2 separate regions of the Homo sapiens genome follow, and region 2 is linked to region 1. Evidence: read pairs that join two places in POLR2A ChIA-PET (ENCODE). Cell type or tissue: PC-3. All regions are shown on one strand. Links, peaks and the distances in the headings refer to the core of each region. The heading gives the core; the rest is flanking DNA. Region 1 has its middle 27 kb from the start of LINC00845. Region 2 has its middle 99 kb from the start of LINC00845.

Region 1 (4,401 bases), core at 280-4,279:
CACCTGAGCCTGGGGAGGTCAAGGCTACAGTGAGCCATGATTGCGCCACTGCACTCCAGCCTGGGCAACATGGTGACACGGCTTCTCAAAAAACAAAAACAATGAAAGTCTTCCTTCAGATAGCTGACAAATCAGCTTCCTATGGCTTCTGCTAGCCAGCAGCTATACTCAGCAGTATGATAAGCCCCCTGGATCTCAACTGATGTTCTTCATTTTCCCAGATTCTCTGAAATAACTGAGCTCCTGCCTGTCTGCTGTGCCTTTAGGGAAACAAGTTGCCTGAGAATGACCCAGGGTGAGAGTGCTCACACAGCTTGAAGAATCAAGACCAGAATGCTACAACATCCACCACTCCTATAATGGAGTCCAAACATCCACTCCATGTACCAGAACTCACAATAAATAAAATTGATAGACTGTTTTTGTCAATCTGTTTTCTTTGAGTTATGAATGTCTTGGATTCAATATTAGAGGTTTCCTTTGTTCCTTTGTAAAAGACATTGCCTGACAAGCACAGAGAAAAGTATAGTGACATGTTTTTATAGAACTTATCACCAAAGCCTTATTATGAAGCTTGAAGCATTAAGTTTTTGAATATATATTTTAAATAAATAGAAAAGTAATGATGGGCTCCCAACAATTGTAAAATTAGAGGTTCCAACATTATTCTAACAGATGGCATCCTGCTTTGTGGTATCGTGTTTGAGTTAGCAACAGCCTTCATTATACAGAGATATTCTTCATTGTATGATCTTCATAATAGGGATTAAGGAAAGGATATAAATGCAGTAATTTCGCAGATCTTATTGTTGGAAAGTGCTCATTTACTTCTAACTTGCAGCATGACTCTGTTGCTTAAAAAATGTTTTCCTGCTGTTTTTTAGCAGCAGGGAGAATACAACACATTGTTGTTAAGGTTGTTGATTCTAACCAGCTTTAATTAGGTATAAAAACCCATAAAGAATCAATAAATACTTTGTGTTTTTCTAAAGAGCATTCAAGGGTGGGTACTGTTAATGTGTTCATTGTGTCCAAACAATATTAGCCCAAGAGAAATAATGAGGAAAAACTTGACTAGAAAATGGAAAATACTCTATGTTAGTAATGCTTTCCATGCAATAAAACATTTCAAGTCAATAATTGCTTACTACTTACAGGCTGGCACAATATTTTTAAAATTCCCTTACGTAACTAGCCATCGATGTTTAATAAGATTTCTGCACAAATATTATATAGTTCCTAATAGAACTATTAGCTGTTCATGGCAACTGTCCATCCTGATGCTATTCCTGTCAACTAGCCTTACCCACCCCACACCCATTCCCTCATTTAAAAAAAAAAAAAATGCTACCAGCCAAGCGCAGTGGCTCACACTGGTAATCCTAGCACTTTGGAAGGCCAAGGTCGGAGGATCACTTGAACCTGGGAGTGTGAGACTAGCCTGGGCAACATAGTGGAACCCCACCTCTATTTAATTTTTTTTTTAATGTTATGGTTTCTTCAGATCTATCTCAAGATTCCACATTGACCCTACAAGGGCTAGTGCAATGCAATGACCATGTTAGGTTTTCAATAAATGCTTCTTGTATAGAAATAAATTCTCTCAAATTGTTTGTAGTGAAGCTGGATTCTTAGAAATATTATCTGTGGATACTGGACCAAGACAATAAATAATATTTTTAAAATACTTTTTATTAAATTTTTTATAGAGACAGGTCCTCACTCTTGCCCAGGCTGGTCTTGAACTCCTGGCCTCCAGTTATCCTCCTGCCTTGGCCTCCCAAAGTACTAGGATTACAGGTGTGAGGCACTACTCCCAGCCCAAAAGAATCATTTTTAGTGTCAGAGATTCTTTTGCAAATTTGATGAAAGTAATGAACTCTCTTCCCAGAAAAATCTACATGTACACATACACATTTGATATTACATCAATTTTAGGTAATACACCTTTTAAAGTACTTAATTCCAGATTAAGAATTCCTGTACATCCAAAGCAATAAAATGATCATGGAAATGCTGGTGATACACATGACATCAATTTTAGTGGTGTCTACGAGACTGGATCTGAGCAAACAATGACGAAATTCTTTATGGTGTTTGACAAAGATTCTCTCCTTGACCAAACTTCAGCCAGGCTCCTTTGAGCTCTCTTCTGAACTAGGCTTCAACCTTGGCCAATAAAGACTTGAACACATTCTAGTATCATTTCTAACAGCTGAAGGCCATATCCGTTAATGACCCTAGGGATGACCCTAGCCCTGCTTAAAGTGCCTGCCTGAGAAAACTCAAGACTGCCCAAAGCATTTACTGTTTTTTCCAGCCACCATGTAGATACAAGTCCTGTCTCCAAAGTCTCTGGGGTGGAGAAGCAGGGAAAGAACTGTACCTTGGATAAGCTACAACTACTGAGCCCAAAGGGAATGAACATGGACCAACCTCATGCAGCTTTTTATAATTTTTCACTTCCCTCCCTACTCCCTCATTCTCCCTTTAAAATCCCCAGTCACCCCTGTACAAATTGAAATTGAGTTCAGTTCAGGCTGGGTACTTTTCCCTGTTATAATAGCTATTGCTGATAAATATCTATACTTACCACTTTAAGTAGTTATCTAGTCTTGCTTATTTTTGACAGTTATATAATTCAATTTTTAAGAACATCCAATATATGTATATTACAGAGCATTTGCATGTGAGGGCTGATTATTTGCTTCTCAAAAGACTTTTTCAATCTACCAAAGACAGTAAAGATCTTGAAGACAGGAGGTCAGTGTCTTTGAATCCACAGCCTCTGCCACTTAGTTGGCATTCAGTGCTTGCTATGTTTGTTGGATGAATATATGGTTTTCTTGCAGTTTCTGAAAATAGTTATGCTTCATTTAAGAGTTTGCTTTTAGGTCATTAAATGCTTGCACAGAAGTGCAAAAAGCCTTTGTCAATAGGAGGTTACTCAGAAAAGAAGATAAAGAGTCTCTCAAGTTGTAATGTGAGTCAATGGGAAAAGTGATTTACTTTACAAAAATGAAATTTACACAAAACTAGAGCATAAATCAAGATCTTCTCTCTCTCATGAATAATTTGAGTCACCTAGTAAAATTCATAGCCTTTGTCATGAAACCAATTTAAAGCCCTATTCCAATTGAGTATATATCCTCTGTTGAAGCCAGCACAAAGCCTGATGCAGAAAACTTTTTGAATTGCAGAAAATTTTTTCTGGAGTAAGGGACACAAGCTCTTTAAATATCAAGGATTTTTTGTTTTGCTTTGCTTTTTAACTCTTTGCTGAGGCAAATTTTGATATTTGCTAGATCACTGTCACAAACAATTCTCTTTATGTGCCGGTAATACATAGCTAATAGTCTTTCCAACTAAAAAAGCAAGTGGCATATTGAGGAGGGTTACTTCACTCTTCTGGAAATAGTAGCCAATTCCAACCTTCTGATTAGGGAAAAATATCCATAAGGGAGAATTTTACTTACTTCAAGCAGGAACACCTTATTAGGGTACAATCCCTTTACTGACAAACCCCTCAGCTTTTAGGTGCCAAACTGATTATCCAGGAATTTAGCATATTCGTTTGTTAGCACTGCCATAACAAAATACCTCTGATTGGGTGGCTTAAACAACAGAAATTTATTTTCCACAGTTCTCGAAGCTGAACATCCAAGATCAAGGCATTAGCGGGCTTGGTTTCTCCTGTGGTCTCTCTGCTTGGCTCGTGGATGGCTGCCCTCTTTCTGCCTCTTCACATAGTCACCCTTTTGTGCACCCACATCCCTGGTGTCTCTCTGTGCATCCTAATCTCCTGTTCTTAAAAGGACAACCGGCTGGGCACTGGCATGTAATCCCAGTGTTTCCGGAATTGGTGGGTTCTTGGTTTCACTGACTTCAAGAATGAAGCCGTGGACCCTCGCGGTGAGTGTTGCCGTTTGAGTGTCACAGTTCTAAAAGGCGGCGTGTCTGGAGTTCGTTCCTTCTGATGTTTGGACGTGTTCGAAGTTTCTTCCTTCTGGTGGGTTTGTGGTCTCGCTGGCTTCAGGAGTGAAGCTGCAGACCTTCGTGGTGAGTGTTACAGCTCTTAGGACAGTGCGTCCATAGTTGTTCATTTCTCCCAGTGGGTTCGTGGTCTCACTGGCCTCAGGAGTGAAGCTGCAGACCTTCGCAGTGAGTGTTACAGTTCATAAAGGCAGTGTGGACCCAAAGAGTGAGCAGTAGCAACATTTATTGCAAAGAATGAAAGAACAAAGCTTCCACAGTATTGAAGGGGACCCAAGCAGGTTGCCACTGCTGGCTGGGACAGCCTGCTTTTATTCTCTTATCTGGCCCCACCCACATCCTGCTGATTGTTCCATTTTACAGAGAGCCCATTGGTCTGTTTTACAGAGAGCTGATTGGTCTGTTTTG
Region 2 (4,398 bases), core at 399-4,398, 71 kb before region 1:
TAAATGGCATTCAAAACTAATGTTTATTGAAATAATTACCCTGATCATTACTGATGATAGAATGAAACACAGTCCATTGGAAGATAAGGAAATATTAAAACACTGTTTAGTGGAGTTAATGTTTACTTGTTGCCATCATGACAGAAACACACACACTCACACACACACACACACACAGAAAAACTTAAGTTTAATTTATATAATCTTTTCTCTAAATTGACTTGTGAGCATAGGACCATTGTCATTTATATTTGGAAATTCCTAATTCTCTATAGCACAATATCTAAAGAAGAATATCAAAACAACTGAGCTAAAAATATGAATAATCTAATCTCTATTGATTTTACTGTCTATAATCTCTTCCCTAAATGGATTTGTTATCATAGAGCCATGGTTTCTCATTATGAAAATTTTTAATTCTCTAGAATACAGTATTATTTAAAGAAGAAAATTAAAGTAATGAATCTAAAATAATGACTGATATAGTCTGGGTTAGTTTGGGCTTTGTCTTAAAATAACATTTAGCTCATTAGCAATAGCAGCCTGATCTATTCTCCCTACTTAGTGTTACATATGGTATTGGCTGTATTTTCCAAACCCCAGATCAGGGTACATGACATAGTATTGGTAGGGAATATCCAGAACATATGGTTGCCATCATATTAGGGAACAGCCACTGAAGATACTTTGGAGTTGCTATTCTGAAGCACATATGTGTTTCAGAGAATAACCTCTTATTTTCCCAAAGATGTAGCCCAAATCTATCAGAAGCCTTCCAGAGCTGAAGTTAATTATATATCCAGGTAGGTGGGCCAGCAAGAAAGCTCAGAAAACAGCTTGATAATACAAGGAATCAACCCTTCAACCATTTTCAGTTTAGAGAAGCCACATCAAACCTTAATGAGAAACCACATGTAGTGGTAAATTCTGGCATTTAATTTTATGATTATTTACAGCCATTCTGGTGCATAGCATATGGCATGGAGCTACCTTTTAAAAGTACCAGAAAGATAAACTAGAAAGGACTAAATACATCACAATTGAGTTTTATTCCTCTTGATAGAGAGATGAGAGGCACATTTAATTAAATAGAAAAAAAGGATAAAATGGTGTGAGCTACGGGTAATAATTTATACTTTTGAAACTGCTTGGCATTATGCCTTGGGTAAAAACTGCTTACAAATATTAAAGAAGGAACAGAAGTTCCAAAGTAATTTATTCTTAGATGAATGTCCTATAGTCTGCCCAAAAGGTTCATTCTTTTAATTCTAGGACATTTGTCATCCTTATAAAATGTTACAAATTACATTATAAAAGCTCTCACCTATTTGGTTTTTAAATTGTTTTCCAAAGTCTCATAGTAGACTTTGGCAGTAGAAGCAACATTAAGCTTCATTTTTCCTTCCTCCACATGAATAATGCTGTCGCTCATCCATATCCTTATGTGTAAAACTAACAGATTTGAGTACATTTACTTCCAAAAGCACTATTATGGTGTGTTTCATTAAGTGAATGAAGAACCATATCACACATGATATGGTTAAAAAAAAAAAGGAAAAAACAAAAACAAAAACAAAGAACTTACAGGTACAGGTTGGGAAACCAGGTATTCCCCTCCCTTTCCATCAAAAAGCCCACCAAAAAAGGACTATAAGCATAAGAACACAGACAATGGGAGAAAAAGGCAATTCTTCACATTTCTGGAATTGGAAAGCAGATGTAAATATGCTGATGGATAAAACAGTGTAATAATCCACAGTCCAGAATCTACCAAAGGGAATATAAGGCTAATGGCAGCCAGGGAGCCAATAGAACTAAACAGGCTCCAGGATAAAACGTTGTGAGCCTATGGACAAGAAGGAGAAACAGGCTGAAAAGAGAGAGGTTGGTTGGAGGACAGTAGACTGAAGACCAACAACTCCAATAGGTCCCTATCTCCACCTCAATCTACAGACATGAAGACTGGCAAGGCAAAGGCAAACTCTTGGCTCTCCGGCAAAAATTAACACATAAATAAATGTTGGCCGGGCGCAGTGGCTCACGCCTGTAATCCCAGCACTTTGGGAGGCCGAGGCAGGCGGATCATCTCAGGCTGGGAGCTCAAGACCAGCCTGGCCAACATGGAGAAACCCCATCTCTACTAAAAATACAAAATTAGCCGGGTGTGGTGGCACATGGCTGTAATCCCAGCTACTCGGGAGGCTGAGGCAAGAGAATCGCTTGAATCCGGGAGGCGGAGGTTGCGGTGAGCCGAGACCGCGCCATTGCGCTCCAGCGTGGGCAACAAGAGCGAAACTCCATCTCAAAATAAATAAATAAATAAATAAATAAATAAATAAATAAATAAATAAATGTTAAGAGAACAGTTCTTACGTTTTCAAAAATACTGGAGCCAGCCGCGTACTTCTGGATATTGGCATCTGAGATCTCACGAAAATATTCACCTCTGTTACTGTAATTGGCTATGAATTTAAGGCAAAGGAAAAAATAATATAGAATTAAAGGTAAAAAAGAAAGTACAAGATTTTCATTCATTATTATTTGGAAACAGTGTTCGAACCTTTGCAAACATTTAGTGCCCATGATGCTTATGCTGAAATGTCTTATGTAGCTAGGAAGTAGACACTATCCAGGCACCCTCTGGGTCACTATTTTTCTGAGTCTATCTATTTATTTGAAATGGTCCATTAGAAACACCTCTCTTCTAAGCCACTTGTAGAAACTGAAAATAGGGCTTGAAAGGAACCTGGTTAAAACCGAAGTCCACAGCATGGGACAGCTGGATATACATACAAGTGCTATGTTGTCTTTTGAAGTCCCCCAGCTAGAAAGAAACAGTTAATGGCAGGCAGCTAAGAATCGAAGGAAAACATCCGCCATGTGCCCTCTGCCTAGATATCAGTAAATGAGTGTTTCACCAAGTAGATTTTCAAGGTGGGCTATTTTTATTGTGGCTTCTCAGAGGTCTTTAAGGAAAAGCATCTCACTTATAGCTGTATCTACTCTCCTGCCATTCCCACCTTCATTCTCATCATCCCCTTTGCTAACCCAGCATGTCTAGCAATGAGTCTTAACTCAAAATCAAACAGCATTGAAATAAAGGATGTCAACATATAATGGCTAAAGGAAACTATCAAACACTTCAGGAAGTAAAATCCACCTACCTCCCAAGAAATTCTATAGTTGATTTGCTCCAGAATTTGTTAACCTATGGTTCTCATCCTGATTTTACAGTGAATCTTCAATGCCCTGGTCTCACTTTAGATGACTTACATCAGAATATCTACAGAAAAGCCAGTAATCTCCTCATAAATGTTCTCCAGGTATTTCTAATGTGTATCCAGAGTCCAAAACCATTGAATCTGCCTCTAGCTATAAAACTATTGCAGATGATTTGAATGAGGAACTACAAACATCGATATAGGACATGAGTATATTCAAGTATTTCAGAAGCATATAACAATTCCAGATAGCCACTCAACAAAAAAAAAAAAAAAAAGACTGTTCTGCATCATAAAATACTGTAATTATAAAAGTCTCAAAAGGCCAAAGGATGAAGAAATGGAGGCTAGGTCACCACAGAACCCCAATTCTCTTCTAACAAATAACCCCTTCACCCATTATCAACTAGCAAACTTCATATTGACTTAACTCCCGTCTTCAGACCTAGGATAGAGTGACCATGTGACACTAGTCTAGCCAATCAGGGCATTTCCTTTCTCTGGCCATAATAATTGTTCAAGGATGACCAAAAGGCCAAATCAGAGCAAATAAGACACAATTTTGCTGCAACTCTGACACTAAGGGAAGTGTTCTTTCTCATGAGACTTGAATCTAAAATAATTAAGTTAAAGTTGGTAGAGGTAATATTTTTAACACAACAGACTACTTATCTGAGAATAACTCCAATAGAGAGAAGAATAGCTAGCTGACAGACTTTGAAAGAGAACCAGGGCCTGATTACATCATTTGGATCCCTGCAGCCAACAGAGATTGAAGCTAAATCTACAACTGAATATTAAGTTACCAGAGCCAACAAATTCTTTTTTAATAGGTTTATGATGTCTTGGATAATCAAAAAAATCCCAAGTGAAACACACTTTCATCTGCACAACAGACAGTTTCTTTCTCCCTCTCTCCTATACTGTTCCCATTACCAGCATAAACATACAACATTATTTATACAGAGTCCAGTGTTCACATTCACAGGCATAAAATCACAAACCAACTCATTCACTCTCCATTCTCAAAAGCCCAGTCCCATCTAGCTCCGTGATAGACAGGCCTAGAAAGATTACTTCCATATTATTGCACAAAGAAAAAGCTTGATTGGAAGGGAATTCAGATCTGATTGTCTTAATCAGTGGTTCCTATCATCAAAGATATCAAGACACAAAT

Evidence for each region. Peaks named below come from ENCODE experiments on the same cell type or tissue, not always from the same donor. Only the 100,000 strongest peaks of a DNase experiment are listed, where the experiment ranks them.
Region 2: POLR2A ChIA-PET joins it to region 1 with 6 read pairs; 1 of 35 experiments calls an interaction of 5 or more read pairs at or near these places.

Annotation. Positions count from the first base shown.
Region 1 is chr10:61,041,309-61,045,709 of GRCh38, reverse strand. No RefSeq gene overlaps it. Among named protein-coding and RNA genes, the nearest start is that of LINC00845, 27 kb to the right of the region's middle. In PC-3, for the core only: no CTCF peak of the experiment used is centred there; no DNase peak of the experiment used is centred there; H3K27ac peaks cover 348 bases; H3K27me3 peaks cover 193 bases.
Region 2 is chr10:61,112,602-61,116,999 of GRCh38, reverse strand. No RefSeq gene overlaps it. Among named protein-coding and RNA genes, the nearest start is that of LINC00845, 99 kb to the right of the region's middle. In PC-3, for the core only: no CTCF peak of the experiment used is centred there; no DNase peak of the experiment used is centred there; H3K27ac peaks cover 474 bases.